Regions from separate parts of the Mus musculus genome. Here region 1 is linked to region 2. Evidence: chromatin contacts called from ENCODE Hi-C data. All regions are on one chromosome and are shown on one strand. Each heading gives the region's core, a stretch centred on a gene start or an enhancer-like site at or near the end of the contact. The rest is flanking DNA. Distances are from core to core; before and after follow the strand shown. Region 1 holds the start of Crh (corticotropin releasing hormone). Region 2 holds the start of Trim55 (tripartite motif-containing 55).

What was found. Hi-C counts contacts between places; a loop is a spot of excess contacts on that map.
Region 1: a map of gastrocnemius shows a loop between it and region 2 (2.8-fold over the local background). The contact joins the promoter of Crh here to the promoter of Trim55 in region 2. A Hi-C loop is called at or near these places in 5 of 37 maps with a recorded cell type or tissue (gastrocnemius, heart and left cerebral cortex).

What each region holds. Positions count from the first base shown.
Region 1 is chr3:19,693,720-19,701,267 of GRCm38, forward strand. It overlaps Crh (corticotropin releasing hormone), which reads right to left and starts at 1,677. Exons shown (of 2, transcript NM_205769.3): 1 at 1,448-1,677; 2 at 1-771. The coding sequence starts at 757. The coding sequence ends at 194. It overlaps Gm42189 (a long non-coding RNA gene), which reads left to right and starts at 554. Exons shown (of 3, transcript XR_880694.3): 1 at 554-820.
Region 2 is chr3:19,640,317-19,647,796 of GRCm38, forward strand. It overlaps Trim55 (tripartite motif-containing 55), which reads left to right and starts at 4,144. Exons shown (of 10, transcript NM_001081281.2): 1 at 4,144-4,460; 2 at 4,958-5,130. The coding sequence starts at 4,293.

The DNA of each region.
Region 1 (7,548 bases), core at 427-2,926, 51 kb after region 2:
GACACAGAAATACACTTTGTGCATGCTAATTAAGGGGTATATAGGCTCTCTCCCTGTACATCTTCTATGCTTCAAGCTATATAAAAATAAACAAATGATATCGGAGCTGCGATATGGTACAGAATACTGTGTTTTAAATTTTTATTTTTACTTGTGTGCTAAATGCAGAATCGTTTTGGCCAAGCGCAACATTTCATTTCCCGATAATCTCCATCAGTTTCCTGTTGCTGTGAGCTTGCTGAGCTAACTGCTCTGCCCGGGCCATTTCCAAGACTTCCCGCAGAAGGTGGAAGGTGAGATCCAGAGAGATGGGCGGCTCCTCCGACCGCCTCTCCCTCTCCAGCGCCCCCTGGTGGCCACCGAGGGCATCCTCGGCGCCGCGTTCGGCCGGCTCCGCGCGGCTGTCGAGCGAGCGCTGAGGCATCTGCAGCTGCTGCAGCAACACGCGGAAAAAGTTAGCCGCAGCCTGGTCGTGCGAGGGGCGGCTGCCGCGACCCGCGGTGAGGGGCGTGGAGTTGGGGGACAGCCGAGCAGCGGGACTTCTGTTGAGATTCCCCAGGCGGAGGAAGTATTCTTCACCCATGCGGATCAGAACCGGCTGAGGTTGCTGGGGCTGCTCCGGCTGCAAGAAATTCAAGGGCTGCGGGGCCCGCGGCGCTCGGGGGACGGATCCCCTGCTGAGCAGGGCCCTGCAAGGCAGGCAGGACGACAGAGCCACCAGCAGCATGCCCGCGGACACCAGCAGCCGCAGCCGCATGTTAGGGGCGCTCTCTGAAGCACCGAGGTTGAGGTCGGGGGAGAGAGAAGGTGGGGGAGAAAGGTAAGATTGGTCAGAGTTTAGCTCAGCTGGAAGGTGCAGCGGGGCTTCCTATCGGACACCCACAGACAAGACAGGCTCTAGGCTTCGGTGACGCTGTCCGCGGTGCTGAAGCTAGGTACCTGCAAAGCTCAACTGGTGCGAGCCCGCGGTGACCCTTCTTTGGAGACCTAGAAGGGACAACCCCTGGCTCCTCTTCCTAAGGACCTCCCAAACGTCTTCCCTAAACCGACTTCCCTGAGCCCGGACAAGTGCCACAGGTTTAAGCTGTCGCACACCCTAATCGCCCCCTTTCGGACATCCTTTTCTGCCAAATTGAGAACAACCTTCTCTGTCTCCATTCCTGCCCTTACTCCGTTTGCTTGGGGACATGGGATGCAATAGGGGAGCCATTCTTTGCACAGACTATGAGCAGTGAGTGGCAGATTGGATTGAGTGGATAAAGATGAGCAGCCGCCGTCTAACTTCGCTTTTTCAAATCGCCACTGTCATCGGAATTTTAAGGCACAGTTAGCGACACACATACATGCATAGGCACAGGCATTCCAGCACATGGGCAGCTGGCTCCGGGGCTCACCACAGCAGCTCAGGCAGCACAAAGTTGGTGGCGCCCGTCTAGGCGCTGCCTACCTTCTCCTCCCTTGGTAGGTGAGCCCGCACTGCTGCCTCTGCAGAGGGACTTCTCTCAGGATGCCTCCTGCAGGTTTTCTTCCTCTTCTCCTTTCTCTTCTTTTTTTCTTTTGCCTTTTCCCTTTCTCTTCAGTCTCTCAACGTACTTGGGCTCTGAGTTTCTCCACACCAGAGCCTGGAGTGAGATTTTATAATGTCGACCCTCTTCAGAAAGCACGCAGCATTTGCCTAATAAGCTGACGCTCTCTTGACAGCTCGATTGCGTGCTGCCTCTGCTCCTGCATAAATAATAGGGCCCTGCCAAGGAGCGAGGGACAGAGTTCTGCTATTTCAACACTGAATCTCACATCCAATTATATCAACAGATATTTATCGCCTCCTTGGTGACGTCAACGAGCCCGAAAATGGAAGGGTTTCTTATGACTTGTCCATTGACAAAAATTTTTGAATGAGACTATCCAAGTGTGGAAAACAGACTGACCTCTTACTATGATAGGCCAGATACGGACCAGAAAAGAGACAGAGAGTGGGAGGGGAAAGAAGAAGAGGTGGGGAGTGCAGAGCTTCCAAGAAGGTAGTTACCATTAAAGGGGTGGATCTGGACATTTCCTGGTGCCTCAGCACCCCCACCTAACTCTTCTGTCAGGTTGTCCTCTCAGGAAACATCTCAGTATCTGAAATCTGTCGTTACTATGGCCTGCCATCTTTCTGCCTGGAGGAGAATGAAGAACTAGGGGACAGAGACAACCAGGTCTGAGTTTTTATCCACTTAGCCCTCCCAAGAGCATACATAGGAATTATGGAGCTGAAGACAAGGCCAGTACGTTTTTTTGAAACCAGCTTAGTGTTTTCCTTCACAAGAAAAGAGCTATTCTAACGAGGAAGGCCATAAACAAAGTCTCTTAAAAGCCTCAGTTTCAAGTGAATCTCAGGCCTCCTATGGTTCTCTTAGAATCTAAAGTTAATCAGGACTGTTCCCCCAAGAAGAGCAGGGTGAGCTGTGTATATTAAACACTCTGTTCGGAGTCTACACCGCAAACCCAATGAGAGAGGCATTGTTCTCTTGTGTTGAAAAAACTTAAGCTGTTTGATAGCCTGAAAAAAAATCAGTTATTGAGTCTGTAAATGAGAATCATTCATTTCACCTCCGTGTACTGTGAAACCATGATGGTATGCAGAGCAAACCACTCAAGTTATTTATTATGTGTTCTGTTCTTTTCTCCACATTCAAATGTGCACCACAAGTGTCTTTAGTTATTGCTTTCTGGCACTATTATAGAACACAATGCCATGTCTATAAATCTACTCTCAAATTTTGAGTTGAATGGAGATTATGTCTAAGTGGGAAGTAGTTACCTTTAATCCTGCAATTCAAGATGCTGTTACAAACTCTAGTGTCTGGGATTCGCTTCAGCTGCTTCATAACCACCACTACTGTTTATCCAAAATTTCCTGTTCCCTGTTTCTGGTTATGTCTGCCATTTTCTCTGTCACAAGTAATGCAATGCAGATTTCCACCCCTGTTTGGGGCCTGTACTAATTGATAACTCTTCTTGAAACAAGAGGAAGGTGTTTTCACACTGGAGGTTGCAGAAAAGTCAGCTCATAGGTGAATGAATGGGATGCATTTCTGATAGAAGAGAACACAGGAAGGATTCTGTCCACAGGAGAAGTGTGATTCATTAATAAATAATGATCAAATTGTGCTTTAGAGGAAAAGTGGGTTTACATTGACCAGGAGGCCTGCAGAACCTTCACTATTGTTACAGTGGGCATTTTAGAGGTTAAAATTCACCTCAGTGTTTGGGATTTTTGTTTGTTGGTCTCTGTTTTGTTTTAACTTTCATTCCTGACCAATTCTTTGCCCATTCATAAAGTTCAGCTTAAGTGCCAGTCTGGAGAGGGAAAGGAGGCCAATGAGTCCTGAAGAGGAAGTAAGAGAGAGACATGCCTATGGGCTTTCCAGGAGAAGTCAGGGAGGGTCCCTGGGGGAAGAAGTGGCACACATGGGCTCTTGCTAACCTCCTGGCCCTCAAGATCCCTCCCATCGGACCATCAGGAGACGTGTTTTTACTCGGGCTCCACTATTGCTGTTGAGCCTTTGCCACGGGGCTTACCTGGAATATAAATTGTGAAGTACCATAATTTACTGAAGCAAATCTCAGAGAACTCGTGTTAGAAATGCTCGCTTGGCTTAAATGAGAACCAGAGGGAATCTGAAGTTACTCAGCGAGTGATAAAGTCAGAACAAGAACCCAGTTCTTTACTGCTGGCCTCACTATTTACACAGCATCACGGCATCCTTTGTGCTTTCTTTCCCAGCACAGGCACACGAATGAGCAGAGACGAGTGGACGAGGTGGAGCAACACACATATCAGCTCTTGGAGGCCTTTTCGTGGGGTTTCCTTTTATTCCCAAGGCACAAGAACACAGAAATTCTTTGTGCAGTGCCCCTTGGCTTTAAATGTCTGTATGTGCACACTGCTATTTTCATGTTAGCTGAATCTTGTGATGTGAGGTTTTTCAGTGCACTGATGCACCTAAAAATGAAAATGCAAAATAAAAATTCACACAAAAATAAAAGAATTAATTTTATCTTTTTATAGAATATAGGGAGTAGGGAGGATTCTTGAAATTATGTCATTGATGTGTGATTACAGACATAACAATGTAGATATGATCTACACAAGACACTAATAATCTCTATTACAAGACTCACACCAAGAGATAGCACTTCACTTACTGAAAGGAATCATAAAAGGACCAACACAAATGCTTTTATATCCTAGAAACACTGTTCAAGAAATATGGGCACCAAGTAGTGATTAATTCCTGTTCAAAATACTTTATCAAAAGCAATATAACATAGGAGTGAGTTAAATAATATGGAACACAGATTAATTAAATAAAAGAGAAACAAGAGGGTAGGGTATGGGCCTCAGTGACAAAGAACTTGCCCTGGGTTCAAGCCATAGTACCTCACACACACACACACACACACACACACACACACACACACACACACACACAGGCACATAGACACATAGGCACACACATACACAGAGAGAGAGAGAGAGAGAGAGAGAGACAGAGACAGAGACAGAGAGACAGAGAGACAGAGAGAGACAGAGACAGAGACAGATTTTAAGAACAAGACACAAAGAGACAGAGAGCAGGTACCTCCTCAGAGCCTGCATCTCTTTGCACTTTTATATACTCCTATTGGCAAAATCCAGGCCATCATACACTCTCCAAGTTTGCTGAGTTGACATTAATCTGTCATGTTTACTCACAGTCAGGTTGCTTAATCATTGTGGTCACTGCACTTTAGGTAGATTTGAGAGCCATCATCATAAGATGATAAAGAAAGGATTTCAAAAACATAAATACCTTACTGCTTTCCTGGGAACAATATTGTAACTGCTAGCAATCTCTTCTGGTGTCAAAGCCATACATCCTCTCTATAGAGAACATGGAAGATTCTGAAAAACACAATGGAGCATGTAAGCCAGCTGTGGAGGCACACATCTCTAATCGCAGCACCTTCAGTGGACAGCAGAACTGCAAGCTGGAAGTCAGCCTGGCATAAATTGTAAGACTTGGCCAAACAACACTGTACAAAATTCTTCTGAATGCCAAAGCTAATCACATTTACCACTTTGTTACCTGTCCCCAAAGGTTTGTGATGAGATCATATATTTTTCTTAATTGGACTAATACTGTGGTCTTAACTGTGATCTCTACTTTAAAATAAAACCTACATTTTAAAACTTAAATGTAAAGAAAAAAAGAGGGAGGGAGTGATTTTAAATATTCTTACCATAGGAAATGGTATGTAAGGTGACATACAGGTTAGTTGGTTCCACTTAGATGTTCTATCATGTTCTATTATATATATATCAAAATATGTTGCATGCTGTGTGTGTTATTGGCAATGCACATTAATTATTTCATTAACAAGTGTTTTGTTGTGGGACTCTTTCTGAGATTAAGTTTAGGACCTGTATGCTTATGTTCTGCTAAAATCATGGATGTCTTTCAGCATAAATCTCACATTTCACTAGTCACTGGCACAGCATAGACTGGACACTGTGTGACAGGGCATGGGTTTTCTGTATAAGTTCCTTCTCAAAACACAATGGATATTCATTCCTTGGCCTGTTAAATAAATCCAGAAGCTACTCCCTTGTCTGTTGAGTCCATTCAGTGGATACTTGCTAGCCTATTGAAAGAATGTAGTGGTCACTCTTCTGTTTAATGAGTGCAGTGGACACTCTAAATCCTGTTGAATAAATGCAGTGGATATTCCCAAGACTGTTGAATATGTGCAGTGGCTACTCCCCAGACTTTTGAATAAATGTAGTAGACATTGCTTAGCCTGTTGAGTACAGCTCGTATTTCTTGCCTGTTGAATTAATGCAGTGGTCACTCCAAAAGCTAAGCAAGTGCAGTGGATACTCCATAGTTCATTGAATAACGCAGGACAGAAAATTCATCTAGAACTATATCATCATAAAATAACTAAATAGCACAACTGTATTCTATTATTTCCTGTTGTGGTAGGCCAGTTACTCTTGCTCAAATTGCCTGGCCTTGTCCTCTCTACCTACCCCAGTGTTCTGGGTTCCTGAATAAAAGACACACACACAGACTTTTGTTTTAATATGCCTTAAAGAGCTCAATGGCTGGACACCTCCGAACTTCCATGAAGTTAGCACACTCTCCCCTATGATATTCCTGAATTATTACTTACTAAAACCTATATTCCATCCTAGCCACCCCATACCCTAGGCTTGCAACCCTTCTGGGCCAGGATACCTGACTCTTACATGTTAACAGTCTTTCTGTCCTACACTTCTCAGGCCTGGTCTTTCTCCTTTCCCTCCAGGGCAAATCTTTCTCCTCCATCCTCTCTCTGTTCCCTTGCCAGGGAATCCTAAAGTCTTGCCTCTGTGTCCCTCCCTGCCCAGCCATTGGCCTCCAGCAACTTTATTTACCAATCCAAACCAACTGTGTGCAGGGACCCTCAGAGTCTTACATGCTGCGGATTCTCATGCAAATTTTGGAACCCAATTAACATAATACAATCCTTAGAGCAAATCCACAGCTATTACTCCCAACCGCTTAAAATATGGCACAAGCATTTGCCTTTGACCTAATTTTACTGAATTACCCTTGGAAAGGCCATTTCTCAAATCAGTTCCTTCTAAGATCCTGGGAATTAGAAGTTCAATATGTGAATTCAGGGAAGACACAGCTCAGCTCCTAACAACAGATTTCATAAAATCATACTGTTTGGTTTTGGCATACTAGGCAGACATCTGGATGCCTTGCATTTCCAGCGAATAAAGTCTGAATCTTGCATACCTAGAATTTCAAGTATCTGCCCTTGGTCTGGCCCCTAGTTCAGCACTTTTGCCTGCCTGCCATACATACCCTTTTCCCTTGGACTTATTCCACATTCTCTATCCTATTGCCCCTGAGCAATAGTTTACATCTGTTTCTCCGTTTTGCTTCCTTAGACATTCATTCTTTTTTTCTCTGATATTACTTCAGAAGTATGGTCAAGCTCTTTCACACACATATGGTTCTTTTTCTATTCCCTGTCTTACTAGGGATTATATCTCACTAGGATGATACTGCCATTTTAGTGTTCTGAAAGAGGGGATATAAATGTAAATGCATTCCAAATGCACTGTAGAGAGAAGACTGGAGGGCCAGTCTGTAATGATACACACACACACACACACACACACACACACACCACATGCTTATTACAGAGTAGATACCATATACCTAATGGTGATTGGAGCAGCAGCAGCCGAAAGCAAAGAGAGGACCCAGAGAGCCCAGGACCCTTCACCTGTGGACATCCTGTGAGGACAGGGCTTCTTCTCACTTCCCACTAGTCAATTATTCTCTCAGATCCAGGAGTCATCCGTGGATGCCTCATCTTCTTTGCCCAGAAAATGGCAAGGATCTTATCACCTCTTTAGCAAAGTTAGGAAGTAACTATGCCTGGTGAGATGACTTGGAACATCAGGAAAGGAATGTGTCCAGTTCTCTGACAAGCCCCACTCCTCTGGTCACGATAGACATG
Region 2 (7,480 bases), core at 2,894-5,393:
ATATATACTGATAGCCCCATGAGATTACATCACTTGGTGACTTCTCTGGTTATAACGACACTGATAGTGCATTATGGACATGTTTGTAGTGATGCTCCTAGAGAGGAGTCTAGATTGATGTTGCATACTTATGTCTTAATTTTCAGTGAAAGGAATAAAAGAAACACAAAAGAGGCTTATATAATGAAAAATATGCAGAAAGTAGTTTACAGTTGTACAGCTGTGTTTAATAAATGTTTATTACAGCTGTACAGCTGTATTTAATAAATGTTTATTACAGCTGTACAGCTGTGTTTAACAAATGTTTATCAAGCAAAAGTACAAAATTAAACATTTACAAGGTAAAAAGTAATACTAACAGAGTCGGAGAGATGATCAACAGTTAAGAGTACTGGCTGTTCTTCCAGAGGATCCAGGTTGGATTCCCAGCAACCATATGGTGGCAAACAACCATATGAACTCCAGTTCCGGGGGATCTGACACCTCCTGTTAGCCTCTGAGAGTACTGCATGTACAGGATACAAAGCAAAGTAAACCTCAAAAAAAAAAATAAAATAAAATAAAATTACAGTAAGCTAATGTCAAATAATTTTGAAGAGTAACTTTTATTTATTCATTCACTCATTTATAAATTGAGCAGCCCTGAGCACAGGTCCAGCACAGTCTACAGTAGTCTGCCTTCCTGTCCCAGGCTTCATAGCAACTCACAATCTCACCTAGAGCAGCTTCCAATCTTTTCATCCTTTATATCCATTTCTATTACTGTACTTCAGGTGTGCAATGCTTTTACCACTAAGTTATAATTGCCTGAAGCATTCAGCACCACACCATGCTGTTCCAGCTTGTAGTCTAGGAGCAGTAAAACATACCAAAGAGCCCAAGTGCCCAGTTACCTCTGCCTGCTAGGCTTGAGTAACTCTGACCTGATGGTCACACACTGATAGACTTGTCCAGGGATGAAGTTCTCAGGATACAGCCCCACTGACAAATGAGTCATGAGTACACTATTAGTTTAAAGACCATAGTGGTTGATCTTGGTCATTAACTTGATTAAAGACTCCTAGAATATCAGTCAACTACCTCTCTGGGTGTGCTGTGAAGCTGTCTCTAGAGCCAAATCTCATGTCAGTCTTCAAACTGATAGGCAAGACATACTCACAATTGAGGGAAGTTGGAGCCTAGGAACAAAGAGAGGAAGAGGAGGGCATCCAAACTTGTTAGCACCCTGGGATCTTTTGGGGTGGTTTGGTGTTTGCTGCTGCTCTCATTCTCAGACACTGGACTTCAGGATTTTTAGCCTTTGACTTGTATTAATGACTCTTCAGGGCCTTCCTGACCTTCTGCCTTGGGCTGAGACTACATCATTGGTCTCTCTTGTCCTGAACTTCAAGCTTCTGCATTAAGAACCTATTGGTTTCTGCAGACCTCTAGTCTTCAGAAGAGCATTATGCATCTATACAGCCTTTGATGATGTGATCTGATCAGGCCAACCCTTCTTATGATACTACACATACACACACTCATGAGCGTCTAATGCTTCTACTACTGATTCTACTCCCCTGGAGAACCCTGACTGATAGGCGCTTTTCTTTAGATTTCAAGGGCTTTTACTTCTGAAATAGAAACTCCCCTGGAAATTAATCTCATATATAGAGCTGAGAGCCCCATAGCCAGCTATAAACAGAATCTAACTGGTGAAGTGAGGTGACAGGGTGTAATTCATCAGGAAAGAGGCATGAATTCCCATCTTCACTGCAATTGCTACATAAATATTGAAAGTTTTTGAGAGACTCCTCCAAAATTTCCCCCTGATCCTTATGTATTCATATAACTTCATATTAGATAACAGGGCTTACAAATAACACTGCCCATGCATATAGAACAAGACTGCACAGCCAGTCACAATGACCTACGTTTTATTGTACTAACTGTGTGTATGTGTTTTGCTTTGGATTTTTGAAATCATAGAGAAATAAGATAAAAAAAATTCACATAAAAACTGGCATAAGAATTAGAACAACATCTCCTGTAGCTCAGCCTTGACTCAGGCTGTGTAGCTTGATTTTCTGTCCTAAGCTCACAAAATGATGGAATGCGATGTGATAGAACCATCCAAACGAACCAACAAAGCAGTGAACAAACTAACCAACCATCCAACTAATCAAACCAACTAAATAACTAACCAATTGACTAACTAATCAAGTAACCAACCAAAACCCATCCAACTAACCTATCAACCAACCAACCAACCAACCAAGGGAAGAAACTTCATTGTCTGAGATGCTTTTGGTCAGAGGATTTAATCCCAGCACCAGAGTAGCAAGTTTTAACAAAGAATTGGCCTGCAGAACTGATTCTGATATTGGACAGAACCTGGGAATAATCTTTTTTTTTTTTTTTTTGAGAAATGTGGGAATATAAGAACTTGGGATGGCAAAAGGCATAGAAAATTGCAGAGGGCTCAATTGGCTCTTCTTGTAGGACCTGGAAGGTCGGTGTGTCGGGAGTTGTATAGACCAAGGGACTGCCTGGTCATAAGATTTCAGTGGAACATAGTTTCCTTGAGAAATTCAACTAGATATCACTGTGATATTTTGGCCCCCAATCTTTCTTATTCTGCTTATGCCGTGTGGAATTAAGTTAGGCAGAACTAGAAGACAATGGGCTGCTGTCTTAGACTCTCCCAGATGCCCCTGGCTCTGGCTATGCTCTCAGTTTTGTTTATAATAAGGATTCTCTTGCACATTATTTGGAAAAAAAACTGGCATAAAATTTCTCTTGCATTTTTATTTGATTCCTGGTTTTACATACAACACATATTGATTAACATTTTTACAAATTCCTGGCAAATGTCAGAATTTGTGTTCATGATTCAAGAGCAGACCAAGAATATGAGAAATTACCAGGGTTATTATCATTTTAAAACATGACCTTGAATGAAGGCTAAAATGCCCAAACATTTAGGAGCAGATTGGGAAGTTATATAGGACACCTTATTCACTGCAGCTATCAAAGGCACTGGTATCTTCCTCCAACAGGTGGAGAAGTGCAATTATAGTGTGTAATGCACATGCCAACTGTTATCCCATTGAGTCTTACTGTCACAGAGCAAGCTTAATTTTAAAAAGACTCTTACAGATTGTCTCTATGTTTTAGGGTGTATGTGGGGTGGGTAGAGGATGAACGAGGGCTGTGTGTGGAGAGCCACATACTCAACATTTTGGTTCTTAATTTTTTTAAAAAAGAGGTCTGGGGACATGGCTCTGTGGATAAATCCCTTGATATACAAGTGTGATGACTCCAGTTCAGATCCCCAGGACTCACGTAAATGCCTGCCAGTTGTGGCTGCCCACCTGTAATTTCAGGGAAACCAGAGGAATCCTCTAAGCAAGACACTAGCCAGACTTGTCCTCTTGGCTAATGTTGGCTTCACTTGAGATATCCTGACTTCATGAATAATATAGAGTGATGGAGGAAGATTCTTGATAGCAGCCACATGTCCCCCACATGCATGTGCACAACATGTTCACCCACACACATGTAAACATGCACACACACACACACACATACATGTGTAAGTGTCTAAGTACACTCTTTTATGGTGAAAGCATTCTTAAATTGGAATTTTCCTATACTGTAATATTGGCAAACATGAAATTTTTAATATCATGGATGGCTTTTTACACTATTGCCCTGGTCAGATCAGGATGGAGTTTTTACAGAACAAGCTTTGCTTACTTGCACCTGAGAAGTTGCTACCATGTTCCTTTGGCTGGCTTGTTTCCTGCTGTCTGAAGAAACAATGCTTCTTATACAGTTACACTGTAGCGCTGCATTCTACAGAAGCCTGTCACTAAGTTCTTCCCAAGTGCTCACGAGGGCATGGCTCAGATACTAAGCATGCACATTTGCTTTTGTTGTTAACAACTGTGGGCTTCAGATTGCCCTCCTTCATAACCCCTGCTAAATGGGACTTGTAATCCCCTTCCCACCCACTCTCTTACTCCCCAGGGCAAGAATGTTGACTCCTGTTCTCTGTCACCTGTCAGAATCCATCTGCCTGTCACTGGCTTATATGGACAAGTCAGTCCAGGGTCATGTGACCTTGGGTTGCTAAAAACAGCTCCGTCACCCATCTGAGCCAGGCCTGGAACAATGTCCTCCACAGAGAGAGAGACATAAAGGACACTTGATCATACAGTCCTTGGAATTATTTCCAGGAACCACTTACAGAAGCCGTTCGGGAGCACCTTTCCCTTGGCAGCACACTCAGGGACAGGGACGGCAAGGAAATGAGCACTTCTCTGAATTACAAGTCTTTCTCCAAAGAGCAGCAGACCATGGATAACTTGGAAAAGCAACTGATCTGTCCCATCTGCCTAGAGATGTTCACGAAGCCTGTGGTCATTCTCCCTTGCCAGCACAACCTGTGCAGGAAATGTGCCAGTGACATCTTCCAGGTAGGTTTGTTTGGAATCTGGAAGCTGTAGAGTGTCCCTGTCTCCTGCAGTCTTTGAGATCAAAGCCCAGTTCCCTTAGAGAGTTTTCTGAGACTGTTCGTGTATTTGAATTGTTTCCCCAGGTTTGATTGTCAACCTGCTCCTCACAAGTCCTGCTGTGTTTTTAATTCTTAGAAGCAGATTTGTTTGTAGTAAAACAAAACTGATCCACTGAATCTGTTTAAGAATTGAAAATGTTACCGCTCATGTCTGAGCATTGGAACTTCAGGTTGGAACTCTGGGTTAGGGAACGGCAGGGGTAAAATGCTCTTGCTGGCCAGGATGTACTGGAGATGGCTATGGACCAGGGAGGGCCTTGTGGTTCAGGACCAGGTACAGTAAGCCCTAAGGAGTTCATATTGTATGGAGTGTCAGAGAGTGAAAATAAGTCTCCAAAAAGCTGTCTGTGGGATTACTCAGTTCCTTTTTTTTTTTTTTTTCTTGCTTGGCAAGAACAGGCCTCTAACCCGTACTTACCCACAAGAGGAGGCACCACCGTGGCATCAGGGGGCCGCTTCCGCTGTCCCTCCTGCAGACATGAGGTGGTGTTAGACAGACATGGGGTCTATGGACTGCAGAGGAACCTGCTCGTGGAAAACATTATTGATATCTACAAGCAGGAATCCACCAGGTAAGAGCGGCTCTGAGAGCTAGACTTACTGGATGTTTTGTTTTCGTCTTAGTGGGCTGATACACTGCATGTTTGTTCCCAGTCATGTGTTAACTGTTCACTAAAAGGCTTTTTCCACGTCACTTCTTTTCAATGAGACAGAGTTGTGTGTGGAGGAAAGAAGGGAGCTAGTGCGCATGCTTCTGTGCCATCAAAGAGAGTCATGTTGATAGAGGTGGGATCCACCTCACAGCCTTGTATTACATTCACTATAGACGTTAGCATTTCTTCTAGGCTCTGCCCTAGAGTAACCTGGCAACAGCCAAATATGCCAGACTCACTATAAAAGGGGTTGCTTGCCTCCCCATCCTCTTCCTCTCTTGCTCTTGCTCTCTTGCTCTCTTCCCCTCTTCCCCCTCTGTCCTGTCTCTCCTCATTCCCCTCCCCCATCTCTCCATGTGGTGCTCACTGGCCATCTCTCTCTCTCTCTCTCTCTCTCTCTCTCTCTCTCTCTCTCCTATTCCCTCAACTCCCCTTCCCATGCCCTAAATAAACTATTCTATACTACATTCCTTCATGTGGCTGGTATCTCAGGAGGAAGGGATGGCTCAGCATGGGCCCTCCTTCCCCATACCATACTGTGCCTCCACCAAACATATCCCTGGCTTCTTTTTTATAAAACACAACAATAGACATGATGACACATGACCAGTTTGTAAACTCCAGATCCTTTGATACAGAAAAATCCTAGCACAAGCACATATAAGTTAAGAAACATCATCTTCCAAAATATTCCAGTTCCTAGTTATCTTGCTTTAAAACAGTCTAAACAACAGTAACACTTATACTTTAAAAACACGCTGACCTCATCACTTGTCATAATATTGGCTCATTGGAACATTCAAGGCAAGATATAATGCTGGCCTGAAGGAGTGTCATTTACAGAAATGGGAAGGGGGACACATTTCAGGCTGGTTCCCTGCTATACAATACTCTTTGCAGGCACTTGGTGATTGTCTGGTATGTCACCTGAATCCATTCACTAGGACATTTAAAAGGGCTTCTTATTTATCACACCACATAAGCTTTACATTCCTAGAGACAAAACTACAGAGTTTATTCCTAAAAGGCATGAAGGTGTGAAGACCCTGATCTCCATTCTGCACAGGTCATTTGAGTCTAAAGCCTTGGTAGCCATATGGAAATTGTGTAGAAATGGGCCCGTTGTGATCCTTATTACAAGAGGCCTGTGCTTATGAAACATCTGCAGGACTATAAACGCCTTGCACTCTTTGCAGGAAAGTCAATCAATTAATATAACGTGTAATTATTGTGATTATTATGGCCATTTGTTTCTGCTCAAGATTCAGAGCTAAATTAGATAGCACCAGGCTATAGATGGAACTGAGGAAGATCTGCAGATGACGAACCGCAGCCACCTGTTTTCTTGCTTCCTAATCTCTTGAGAAGGAAAGTGTTACCATGTTCCAGATCAGATTGCATTGTATTTTGTTGTGTTCAACAGAGTTATCCCAATGGATACATCTATAAACCATCCCCACACCAAAGGCTTAGGAAACATTGCAGAAGAAGCGGTGGAAAGACTCTAAGAGCCAGTAGATCAGGGAGTTTGCTGTGAGGCTATGTTTCCTATTAGTATTAGAAGCTACACCCGTTACTGCCCCTACAGCACGACTGCTTAAACATGAGGTGAACAAGGAAAACAACAGTAGACATGCAAAAGTGGATGGGGAAAGACTTCAACTTGCAAAGAATCACAGGCAGCTAAGAAGTGCTGAGAGTGGGGAATGTCTTCCCCAGGGAAGAGCACACCCACAGGGTTATCCAACACCATAATGGTCATACCTGAAAACATAATAAGAGTAAAATTGTATAGACTGAGCAGATCTTATTTAGTAATGTACACATGTATAGATATATGCATGCAATAACAATTTTAAAAGAGTCTATGAGTTTGAAAGATCAAGAGGGCTAGATGGGAGGGTTTGGAGGGAGAAAAGTGAAAGGAAAGATGGTGTCTACTTAAGAGATAATCCTGGCAACTAGTAAGCAACCAGTTATTAAAAGACATTTCTGTGACAGCAGTTTCAGTATCAGATCCAGTGTTTTTCCACAGAGCAGGGGCTCCACAATGTTAGTTCTGTAAGCAGCACAGGCAAGCATAGTACAGTGTTCTGTGTTTTATTTATTATAATGCTTTTTCTGTCTCTCTACTCACCTGGTAGGAACTTCAGATATGAACATAATAGCATTTGGTATTTGGTATGAAATCTTGAGGACAGAAAATGTTAAAACGTGTGTTAGTAAAACTGCCTAACCAATGGAGTCAGCCTGATGTCCCTTCAAGGGC